2 separate regions of the Homo sapiens genome follow, and region 2 is linked to region 1. Evidence: chromatin contacts called from ENCODE Hi-C or POLR2A ChIA-PET data. All regions are on one chromosome and are shown on one strand. Each heading gives the region's core, a stretch centred on a gene start or an enhancer-like site at or near the end of the contact. The rest is flanking DNA. Distances are from core to core; before and after follow the strand shown.

Evidence for each region. A loop is a pair of places that touch in the nucleus more often than their neighbours do. ChIA-PET counts read pairs that join two places held with the same protein, here RNA polymerase II (POLR2A). Pooled maps may share reads with other maps.
Region 2: a loop to region 1 is called in a map of upper lobe of right lung, with 2.4 times the contacts of the local background. The contact joins two enhancer-like sites. A Hi-C loop is called at or near these places in 7 of 168 maps with a recorded cell type or tissue (CD14-positive monocyte, ascending aorta, gastrocnemius medialis and 4 more) and 5 of 50 pooled maps. POLR2A ChIA-PET finds 5 or more read pairs at or near these places in 8 of 52 experiments (AG04450, K562, MCF 10A and 5 more).

Annotation. Positions count from the first base shown.
Region 1 is chr6:108,604,452-108,610,608 of GRCh38, reverse strand. All of the region lies in intron 1 of FOXO3 (forkhead box O3), which reads right to left. Among named protein-coding and RNA genes, the nearest start is that of FOXO3, 47 kb to the right of the region's middle. Within about 2 kb of position 1,253, at least 7 of the 41 ENCODE cell types and tissues checked have a DNase peak (open chromatin) inside an H3K27ac peak, as active enhancers do.
Region 2 is chr6:108,648,874-108,654,583 of GRCh38, reverse strand. The region is part of intron 1 of FOXO3 (forkhead box O3); the gene reads right to left. Among named protein-coding and RNA genes, the nearest start is that of FOXO3, 91 kb to the right of the region's middle. Within about 2 kb of position 3,608, at least 5 of the 41 ENCODE cell types and tissues checked have a DNase peak (open chromatin) inside an H3K27ac peak, as active enhancers do.

The sequences.
Region 1 (6,157 bases), core at 4-2,503:
CCCTGTCCTATCACTTCTATCTACTTGCAAAGACAACAGAGTATGAATGCGTTCTCTCTCTTAAAAACCAAAACACAGGGGCACACACAAAACTCAGAAAGCTCCACTGTTTTTTCCTCTTAGAGCACAAAGGTGAAGAGGCTCAGCCCATGAAGCTAAGCGGTCCAGTCCCATGACTTTCACTTGTACTTAAGAACACTGAATCCTCTCCTTTTAATTCTATTGAGTTTCTTGTGAGGCAAATTTTCCTGTGGCCAGTTTACTCTGAGTTCCTGATAAGGAGTCCAGTTATTAACAGAATCTAAGCAATTTACAGGACTCTTAGACTCAGTCCTTTTATTTTAAAATTACAAAAACAATACCTATAATATTGAAGAATATTAAAATAAAGAGGAAAAAAATCAAGGGCTCTCCAGTGAGGAAATAATTAAATAAATTATAAATCCATTCAACCCTTGTCCTATTAAAGCAACGATTTTAAATAGCCATTGTAAAGCCTGTATATGGGGAGGGGAAGGGGAAACAAAGCAAAGTGCAAAAAAAATCTCTTACTGCAGCCAAGCAAACAATGCATGCATATATGGCCAAATCTGCAAGGAACTCAGATAAGAGGAGTGGTGACAGGTTTCCCCCAACTGTTTTCTTTTCAAAAATGTACATATGTGTGCATGTATGTGTACATTTAAAAAAAATTCAACAGGCACATCTCCTGAATTTAATGAAAAAACTCTAGTCTAGGCAAAAGGAGCCCTGTTGTCAACAGTTAAGTCCTCCAGGCGTGTTAGCAGCATATTCATACGTGTAAAGTCCTAACTACAACTCAAAGACCTGTAATGATATGTCCTGAAGAAATGAGTGAGAACACCAAACTGCTTTCCAGTTAAAGAGAGGTCGCTTTGTTGGCACAAGTGGCTAACCCAGAAACACAAATACCTTAGCCTTAAAAGCGATCCACAGCGTTATATACAAAGAGAGATGCAGCGAGAAACAAACTCACAGGCCTATCTGATGCTCAGTCTTCCTGCTTCCCTTCTTAACAATACCACCTGCAACCTCAATAGTGTCTTTTCATCACCACCTGGAAAGCTAATAGGCCAAATCGTATTTTGGCTGATTTTAAAGCTAAAGAGATCAAGAGCACAGCTTTACAACTTTGCTCTAGGTGACTCAGATACTAAACATCTAAACCTGGCCTAGAACCCAGGCCCATCAGCAACCAAGTGTGTAACATCTTGGTGCCTCTCCCACAATAGCAGACAATGCCCTCAGTCACCACAACCATGACTTCTCCAGGAACAAAGTGAAATCTGTCTAGTCTCTAAACACTCACTGAAATAAAACCTTTTGGAAGTGACGTGACAATTCACCATTTATTTGGGGAGTAAGGTTAAAAATAGTAAGGCTTAGAGATAATCCATTTACTCAGCTTACCAGTTATAAACCATAGCTTTACTGAATGTGAATTACAACAGGCTGATCTTAAAGACCTTTAAGAACTAACCTCCGATAACCTCTTCTACATCATGTCCTCTGGTAACTGTTCATTTGGATTAAGGCGAAACCAACCAAAGCTATTCTTAATAGCTTGAGGTCCAGCTCACAAACCTCCACAGCTGGCCAAGTACCGTAGCAACCTCAGCGTTAACAAAAGGAAACAAGTTCTATACTGCTGAGCATTAACTGCTTAAGCAACTGTCCTGAGGTTGAAACAAATCTGTCCTGGGAATTTAGGGCCCGTTTTCTGGACTCTGGGAGGGGAGGGATAGAGAAAAATAAAGTTAAGCTTTCCCCTACCCTCTCTCTGAGAATAGGATATTTCTTCAAACTTTCTGAAGCGTTTACTATTAGAAATGTGAAACCCTGTAAAAGTACCAAAGCCAAAGAAGAGCCTTTAAATTGTTTTCCACTTGTAACCACAATGGAGTAGTTTTCCAATAAACCCAAAGGTAGCTAAACAGGATCCTAAATGGTACACTCTGTTCAGAAACCATAGAGTTGGCTCTTTGGTTTCTGATATTTGGTTTCCTGGTTTCTGCCAGAGTATTTTTGTTCCTGGATTTTGTTTTTGATAGAAAAACTGCAGTAGCACCAGAAAAGAGTAGTTGTTTTTTTTAACCCAAAAAGTTCTGCAAAGTTCTCTGAGTATCCCTCTCTTTAGGACTGTGCCTCCAATCCAGTTCATGTTCCATTTCCCTCTGGGGACAAAAGACAATTCCCAGTTAGAAATTAGCCTCTTTGGCAGAACTACTTGTAAGACCAGAAAATAGGCCAGTGATAGCCAATTCTCAATCATCTTTAAATAAAGTGAGAGCGTCACTTAATTTATCCAAGCATCAGTTTTTCAAAGGGCTGAACTAGAGATCTCACTCAAGTGTTCTAAAGATGATTCTGAGTATAGAACAGACACTTCAGTTTGAAACAGAGAGAAACTTGAGGTGATCTTAAGGCCCACTGGGAGTATGCATATGAATTTGCACATTACTTCTGATGAATAAAATGAGGGAACTGGACTAGAATTTCCACCTGTCTTTCAACTCTACCATTATATGATCCCAAGGTCCTTGGAAATGGCAGTAAATAGGGCAGGACTGAAGGTTAGACCTGCCACCAACTCCCCAAATGCCACTGCTCTGAAGTAAGAATCTGGTAATTATAAAGATTAGTTCTTCCAGGATAATAATCTACTGTTAAAGAACATACATTTCTATTAGGATGGGATCTCCTTTAGGCAGGGGGATTTTATCTTTTGTTCACTGATGTATTTATTCCCCAACCCTCTAACAGGAGCTGGCACACAGTAAGCATCAATAAATATTTATTGAGTGAATGAATAAATTTTGTCCTTAGCATCTGAAGTAAGCCATCCAAAGAATATAATCTGCAAGTCCCTAAAGGCAGAAGGATGCTTATATTCTACTACATGTCAGCTGGCAGAAAAATTAGGATACAGGGACTCCCTCAGACTTTAGAGACTGAAAAGAATGTATCCATAATCATCTAGACATCTAAACAGAGCAAGAAAAACAGGGTTAGAAACAAGCACATTTTACAATTCCATTTTCAAAACATGTAACCTTTCCAGGATCAGAAAAGAAAATATCAGTGAAGCAAGTTTCTGAAGGGAGTACAGAAACTCCTTCTTCTTTTTTTTTTTTTTTTTTGAGATAGTCTCGCTCTGTCACCCAGGCTGGAGTGCAGTGGCAGGATCTCAGCTCACTGCAACCTCCGCCTCCCAGGTTCAAGCAATTCTCCTGCCTCAGCCTCCCAAGTAGCTGCGATCCAAAGGTGCACGCCACCACACCCAGCTAATTTTTGTTTTAGTAGAGATGGGGCTTTGCCATGTTGCCCAGGCTGGTCTTGAACTCCTGAGCTCAAGTGATCTGCCCTCCTTGGCCTTCCAAAGTGCTGGGATTACAGGCTTGAGCCACTGCGCCCAGCTGAAATATTATTCTTCTAAGACATTTCAATTTGGGATAAAAATTCTTTCATCTCCTAAGTACGACCTTTCAGGTATGAAAGACAAAACATACAAGTTAATAATTAAAAAGTCTATGAGTTCTAAATTCCCCAAGTCTGAGAAACAGTGACAACACCTTGCTCCGAAATATCCTAATATCCCAAGGGTTCATTTGTTTTTACACATAACAAAACAAAAACAAAAATAAAAACAAGAGACATCTGGTGGCAGGACAAGCATTGTCTTCTTCAACTTACTCTGCATCTTTATGGGACCCCCATCCTCACCCCCTCCTGTCACATCAGGCATCAAAAATGAAAATCACACACAACAGTGGTCAAATAGCTAGAATACATAAGGCTTTAAAAAGAGCTGTGCAAGGTAGCATGTGCTAAAGGTGATCAAAATATACATTTTAACTATTGAAAACAGGTAGTCCTGTCACTAAACTCTTGGTAAAAGCAGAACAGGCTGGCAAAAGGACTAGAAAAGTTTGTCAGTTCCTGGCTTTCTGAACCTGCTTGTTCACAAGGCTGCTTGCTTCCTGGGAAGAGAAGAAGAAAGTTTTTCATGCAGTCTCCTGTAGATAAGCCTTAATCATAGTCTGGCAAGGCTGTGCAGACACTTGGAACTCGAGAAGACATTTTCTCTTTTTCTCCTTCTGACTTTCTGTTATACCAGTGGCATTGCCATGTGTGTCAAGAACCCAAAGAGTTTAGGGGGAAGGGGAGGAATATCACAATTGCAGAGGCCTGATTACTATGCAGAAAACACCGCCCTACCAGACAGACTTGCCAACAAACCGCCCTTGGGAAGGGTACAGTCTATGGGGTGAACAAAGGGGCTGATATACTGTGGAACTGGATTCAGAGAGACCTCCTTATCTCCAAAGCTTCTGGATTTCTAGGCAAGAGCAGCAATTAGGCATTAACTGACAAGAACATTATTTACAACAGGGAAGAGGTTCTGATGAGTCTCCCAGCATACTGTACAGAATTCCAGTCTTCAAACCTTTAATACCAAATTAGTTGCTTTCTCATACTGCCCCACCTCTTTTAAATTATAATTGTTCTGTTTCGCACCAAAGTTTCTTTGTGGCACAAACTATTTTAATTTACTTGTAACTCTTACATAAAAACCTCCAAAGCATTTTACCAATGACAATTTGCAAAGCAATTAACTATCCAGGATCACATGCTCACATGACAAAATAAAACTTTTTTTGGTCTTTTGAGTGATTTGAAAGCACTACATTGAACAAAATAATTGGATCTTGTGACTTCTCCCTTCAACCTAATTTTCATCTAATTTGCTGTCCTACATGCGAATTTGCCTCATGCTGCATTTCCATGCCTCCCTCTCAGAACTGTTCAGCCTCCTGGCCTGTTCCCTTGCTTTATCTAAGCAGGTAATCAAAACAAGAAACATCTTGATATTCCCTGTGCTAACACAAAACAAAACAAACAAATCTTTCCCTTCTAGGATAATTCTAATCATCCCTGAACCATTTCTGAAATCAGACCTGTAATCCCACTCTTTATTTACCAGAAGTGTCATTTGAGGCAAGCTTTTAATTGATCTAGGCCTGTTTCTTTTTCTGAGAAATGAGCAACTTCCAAGGTATAGATTAGAAATACTGTATGTAAAAGACACAGTAGTGTCAGACACATAGTGAATGCTCAGAAATTATTAATAGTTTTCAAAATCGCAAAAATAAAATGAAAAAAAATAGTAGGACTGGGCGCGGTGGCTCACACCTGTAATCCCAGCACTTTGGGAGGTCAAGGCAGGCAGATCACAAGGTCAGGAGTTCGAGACCAGCCTGGCCAATATGGTGAAACCCCATCTCTACTAAACATACAAAAATTATCCAGGTGTGGTGGTGGGCGTCTGTAGTTCCAGTTACTCGGGAGGCTGAGGCAGAAAAACTGCTTGAACCTGGGAGGCGGAGGTTGCAGTGAGCTGAGATTGTGCCACTGCACTCCAGCCTGGGTGACAGAATGAGACTCCGTCTCAGGGAAAAAAAAAGAAAAGTTAGTATTAGATATAAGGATACCCATGATAAAGAGTGTGACTATGAACTTCATTTATCTCAACTAAAAAGTTTATTTTGGCCTAAGCAACATCTTAAGCTTAAAAATAAAAATTAATAAAGCCAAGAGGCCACATCCTGTGGTGGAACAGTATAAAGTAAATTTGCAAAACAGAAACATTTGACTTCAAATACCTTTTTCTCTCTTCTTATAGGGCCTTTACACTCCATAAGTGAGCCAAGTCACAAAACGGGAAGGCTTAGAATCACCAAACTCATGACATTCAGATGCCCCACGTGAAGGCATCTCCATAAGGATAAACTTAAGCTTAGACAATCCTTCAAATACTTAAAAAAGGGTCCAAACCAAACAAACTGAAAAGCAAAAAGCAACAAGGAAAAAAAAAACCCAACCTTCAAAAAGTTGAGGGGGCCTGAAACATCCAAACTGGCTGTTTTCTTTGGCTGCATTCACTGGTTGTTGTTCAAATTCAGTTCTAGTAGAGACTCTAACACTGTAACACTTATTTCTTGTTAAAACATAATAATGAACAAGAAAGCAAACTGATTATTCCTTGTTCACAAATGTCAGTGTCAGAAGTAATATTACATACTAATAAGTCATATAACATTTCTACTCATTTCAGGCAAAGGCACGTCGCTGTTAA
Region 2 (5,710 bases), core at 2,359-4,858, 42 kb before region 1:
CGACAGGTTCTGGTCCCTCATAAAAAGAATAAAATCATCATCTGGTCATCAGAATAATGAATCAATTTTCTATCCAAACAAAATGAGACATATGAGGCTTTCCCAAGGGGAGAAAGGGCTGGGTACACAATTTATCCTGCCCTCAACTGAAAAAGAAATCCTAGATAGGAAGAAAGTTCTCTTAAATAGCATGAAAAAGATGACTACCACTATACTCCACACACGGTTCTGTTGGGTTTTCTAGGGTGGATTTTATTTTCATATTAATTATTATTATTTTTTCTTTTAGTAATCTTCTTTTCAAGCTCTTCCACAGCTGTTTGTGCTCTTGGAGGGCAAGAGAGAACATTCCATTCCTCACAGCCAAACCTGCACTTCCGGCACACAGAGAACCCTGGCAGTCTTGCAACCTCTGCCCACACCCACTCCCTGCAGCATCCTGCCCCTCCCCACAAACTCTCCTATTTCTAGCCCCAGGTCCCTCTCCCCATAGACTGAGGAAGAAGCATCTAAAGGCGTGCAGTCAGCGAGATGACAGTCCCAGAAAGTAGGTTAAAGCTGCAGCATTTGGATGCCCCTGTTGTCTTTCTCCAAGCTTCTCCTGTGATGTTATTGAATCTGTTTCCCCTTCCCACAAGGTGCTCAGCAAACACATGCTACTGAAATTCTCTTTTAAGACCATGCTCAAATTAGCCACACAAAATGGTTGCCTCAAAGAGTTAACAGGCATGAAGTTATAAAAGCCATGAAGTGGAACAGAAATAGTTTTATTATTAATATTCACTTAGCTTAAACAAAATAAGGCTGCACCTTTTTCCAGTTTGAAAACTTACTGTGTGTGGAAATCGAATAAAAGGGCATAGGAAACATGCATCCAGAACTCAGGAGCACATCCAAGAATTTAGCATCACTTTCATGACATATGACAAGCAACCAGGGCAGGAAGCTCAGTAAAAATAGCAATAGCTGGGGAACATGGAGAGGGCCAGGAAACCCTCTTTCTATGAAACAGGCAGCCCCAACTTCACAGTCGCAGACCCTGAGGACCAAAGAGGCACAGTGCCACACCTGAATCCAATCAGCTCCTAAGTGTCAACAGAGCAGAGACAGACTCACACCACCTGGCCTTGAGGTGTAACCCACCACCCAGAAAGAGAACATTAGTACCAATGTCTGGATTAGCACACTAATAGCAAAGATAAAATGCAGGGTGCAGTCTGGCTCTTTAAACCAGATACCATGTTTTACTATAGCTTTAGCACCCGGCAGAGGGCCTGGTACATAGTAGGGGGTCAAAAAATTGTATCTGTTTAACCATTGAATTAATGGGAAGGGGGCAGGAGCCACAAAATAGACCTGAATTATACTTTAACATGAGATGTGATAAAACATTGAGACCAAAGAATGTCCTACATGAGTGAAGATGGAAGTAAGCTTCCACTGCAAAATGTGAAGTAGCATCTAGGTTGTTCTCAGGTTGAAAAGTCTCATCACTGGTATTAACTTCAATTAAACAGCCCAATTTCCAAAAACCTGAAAATATATACCAACAAGTAGGCTTTAAGGTCTCTAGAATAAGAGATGGAAAGAAGGGCAAACTGATAGGGTGTGTGCTACTCGGTGGAGCAAGGCCTTAGCAGGCATTTCAGGTCCATCCAGGGTGAAGAGCCGGCTCTCCACCTGTCATGGGATGCCATGGGGCCCCCATTACTTGGTAATTCAGTTGGCTCAGAGTCCCAGGCACACTCAAAACCACAAATAACACATTCTGGTTCTAAAGTCTCCTCTACACAAGCACCTAGGTAACAAGAGAAATCCCAAATCAAGTCTACTTCACCTACAATCTGAAGGAAATTCATGTATGTGGTGCCTACCAGGGCCAATGCTCTGTGCTTGACAAATTTGATCTCATTTTATTTTCTAAACAAGCCTGTCAGGAGGAAACTGAGGTGCAGAAAGGTTAAGCAATTTGTCTAGTGGGTGGTGGTGCTAGAAATCAAGCCTGAGGCTAACTTCAAAAGTGAAGCTCTCACCACTGCACTGTGTATTTCCTTCTGAAGTCACCAAACTGACCAAGGAGGGAGGCACCACTAACAAGTGACCAAGGAATAAGAAGCTTTAAAGACTACAAAATCTGTGTGATTCAATTAAATGTTCAGCATGTGGTCCCTAGGCTTATGAAAGGGATGGAAAATGTGGAAAAATGATAAGCCATGAAGCAAGCCTTGTTGGAGCCACATCTGCCCATCTGCTAACACTAATTTTTTAGAAATGACACCTTTTCTCAGACAGACCTCAAAGGGACACTACTATCATGTCCTAACCTGAACTGGGATCACTATTTTGGGGAATGCCCAAATATTACTATAGCCATAAACTGAACTTCTACATATCCAGGCTTTCCTTGGTGGCACGTCTGGAGGCTTCTGTGTTCTGGGAGAATTAGCCTGTGACTACGTCAAGCCAATATCACCTGGCTGTCCCTGGCAGGCCTATTCAGGCCCTAAAACAGCTGGCACCACGTTACGGATCCTCAAGCCAGAAACATCAAGCAAATGTCTGCTAGTGCCTGGCCCTTGCTATTATGAGGCTTAATCTGAAACAGGGACTCAGCTCTATACTATTTAAAACATGTAATTAGTTTATTATTGAGCCAGAAAAGATGAGCTTGCTCTAAAACTATGTGAATCTTAAAATATGATGCCTTTTGCCTGCCAACTGACGACGTGATCAGGATACTTCTGTTTAACCTCAATCAAAAACTCTGGTAGAAAACTGCTTTAAGGTTACATATGCCTACTATTTTATTATTTGTCTTCTGGCATCAAAACCTGCAGAAACAAATCACTGACAATGCAAGCACATTACAGGGATGGATGTGGAGGTGCTGAGTGGGTGAGTTAAACAGCTTGAGAGTTTGACATCTGAAATCCAGGAAAACTGCTTTTCTGTTCTTAGTTTACAATCCCTTCCTTCACATGAAATTTACTGGCTTTAGCGTCACACATACAAACACAACTGCTTCTAGCTCTTCAGATGTTATGGCTCAGAAAAACCGTTCCTTTTTGTCTTGTTATTTCAAGAGCAACTGATTTCTTTTTGGTAGCTCTGAAATATATGCCAGTGTGTGGGCACAGTCACACAGCTACGCACAGGCCCACACCCTGGAAAGATTGGAAGGAGTGGAGACACATTTTTCAGCTAGGAAAGGAAAAAGTTTGGGTTAGCATTTATAAAACAGACAAGTGTGCATGCATTTGGAAGCAGGCTATCTTCCAAGTGTCAATGTTAATTATCCTAATAGTCACTGTAAATCAAGGTGTTACCAGTGAAAGAAGCAGAGAAAGTAAATGCTACACACCAGAATACCCCATGTTGGCTACTGCAAACAAAACAATTGATGTATATTTTCTGTACGGAAATAAAGAGTACGATGCAGTCAATTCTGTAAAATGACTTGGGCTAATAGTATCTTCTGTCCCCTCCACACCTCACTGAAATTCAGCTCTAATGAGGAGCCTCCCGAGGGACTGCCTTCTTTAACCTATACCTCATCTGCATATTCAGTATTTCACCATAGTGGTTTTGCAAGATTTTTTTTTCTTGTTCAAAACCACAGGATGCAAAAGCGGCTGATGACCAATATAATGGTATTATGAAATGCTGACCAAGTCAACTATTTATTCCACGACACTCCTGGGTGCTAATTACACACACAGATGAGCATCAGAAAGCTCAAAAGTTCACAAAAAAAGATCAAATAAAGAAAGGACATTTCCAGTAACTAAAGAACTAGGCACTGATTGCATTTTTCTGAAAAAACATTCACTGAGCCACTCAGATACCCCTGTATTCTAACTTAAAATCTAGGGTGTTCCCAAATGTGTAAGTTAATTATTAGCACTACCCCTAAACTATGATGAATGAAGCAGACTGAATGCACATGAGATAAAATCATAGTTTTTCTAAAGGCCATAACAGAAATGCAGTATTTTATTGTAGCAGGCTCTAATCTACTTCATGTACATGCTAGGTAAACTTGAAAGCACTTAAGAAACTGGAAATACAAGCATCAGTAGTGTAATATCTATCACCCAAAGGGCAGGAGAAATAGTATTAACTGGCAAGGACAGTCATGCAAGAGACTATAAAAGCTGAACACACAGTAGAAATAGAAAATTCCTATAACTGGGTGCCTCAGGGGCTAAAAGAACGTAGGAAACAGTTCTTTTAGACCCTGCTTGTGGCTGGAGGAGACAGAAGAGTCTAAGAGGGAGGGGTCAGAATACGGTGGAGAGTTGGAGGGTGAGCCCACTCCTCAACCAGCACGTGTCCCTGTGCTCCAGGGCTCACTGGTCCCACCATATTAGCAGTCAGTGACTCTAAGGGCATTCCTGAGGATGCAGGACCCCTGACCTTATAACTACCTCCTTGGTTAAGTCTGAGTTGGCAGGGTCAGCCCTTGGATTATCTCCCCAAACTTTCTGGAACTCTTTAACTTGGTCCTCCTGAAATTTCCAGCCCTTTCCCTTTAGTCAGGTTTTTCATTTGCTAATGGGAACGATGTGTGGGCTCATAATACGATCAGGTACTAGGTCTTTCCCTAAGGATTAACAAATCATTAAATATATGGGGGCCATTGAGAGTAATCCCTTCACATCAAGACAAGGGAGGACAAATATGAAGAAACAGATGTTTCTGAGCCATTTTCAGGTTCAAAGTAACACACAACAAACGTCAAGTAACACACAACTCTCTGAGGCATTATGTGGAATGTTAGCTGTTTCTCTAGACACAAGCTCATCAGATCCTTTCAAACAGCTATAAACTAAGGAGTTTTCTGAAGAAAGACAGCTGAGTCCTGATATTAATTTGTGGATAGAAAGGGAAGTAGGGGCCAGGCACAGGGCTCACACCTGTAATCCCAGCACTTTAGGAGGCAGAGGCAGACAAACGGCTTGAGCCTGGGAAGTGGAGGTTGCCATGAGCCAAGATCATGTCACTGCATTCCAGCTTGGGCAACACAGTGAGACCCCCATCTCAAAAAAAAAAAAAAAAAAAAAAAAAAGCTGAGGGTGGTGGTGAACTAGGGATATCAGCTACTTATAAGATTAACAAATCTCCATTTGGAGAACAATTTGCCAGGGGTTTCTTGTGTTACTGAATGTCTTTGCTTTGTCAAGCAAAGTACTGACGGGTCTTTGTTCTAGACTATCTTTCAAGGTAGGACTATCTTTCATCTGCACAGTGAGCAGCCTTGAAAGGTAGTCATAGTGTCTCCCTCCAGAGCAAAGGGCAGACATACTTACTGCCTATTACAAATGATTTAAGATCCCTAAGCTCAAGGTTCCTGCACAACCCACTACATGTGCAGCCATCAACCTGGGCCTATCTATGTCACCCCTGTGGGATTCGGGGGCAAGGAAGAACCAATGCAAAATAGACTACTGCTCATGCTGGCTGCTGTGCCATGAGAGAATAACAGATCCCTTTGCCTCTGACCCAAGAGTTTGGCGTCTGGTAGGGGCAAATCTGAGACACTTGTAGTCCTTTTTTTTTTTTTTTTTTTTTTTTTAAGAGATAGGTTCCCACTCTGTTACCCAGGCTGGAACGCACTGGAGTGCAGTGGTATAACCACAGTTCACTGCAGCCTTGAGCTCCTGGGCTCAAGTGATCCTCCTACCTCAGCTTCCTGAGAAGCTGGAAACAC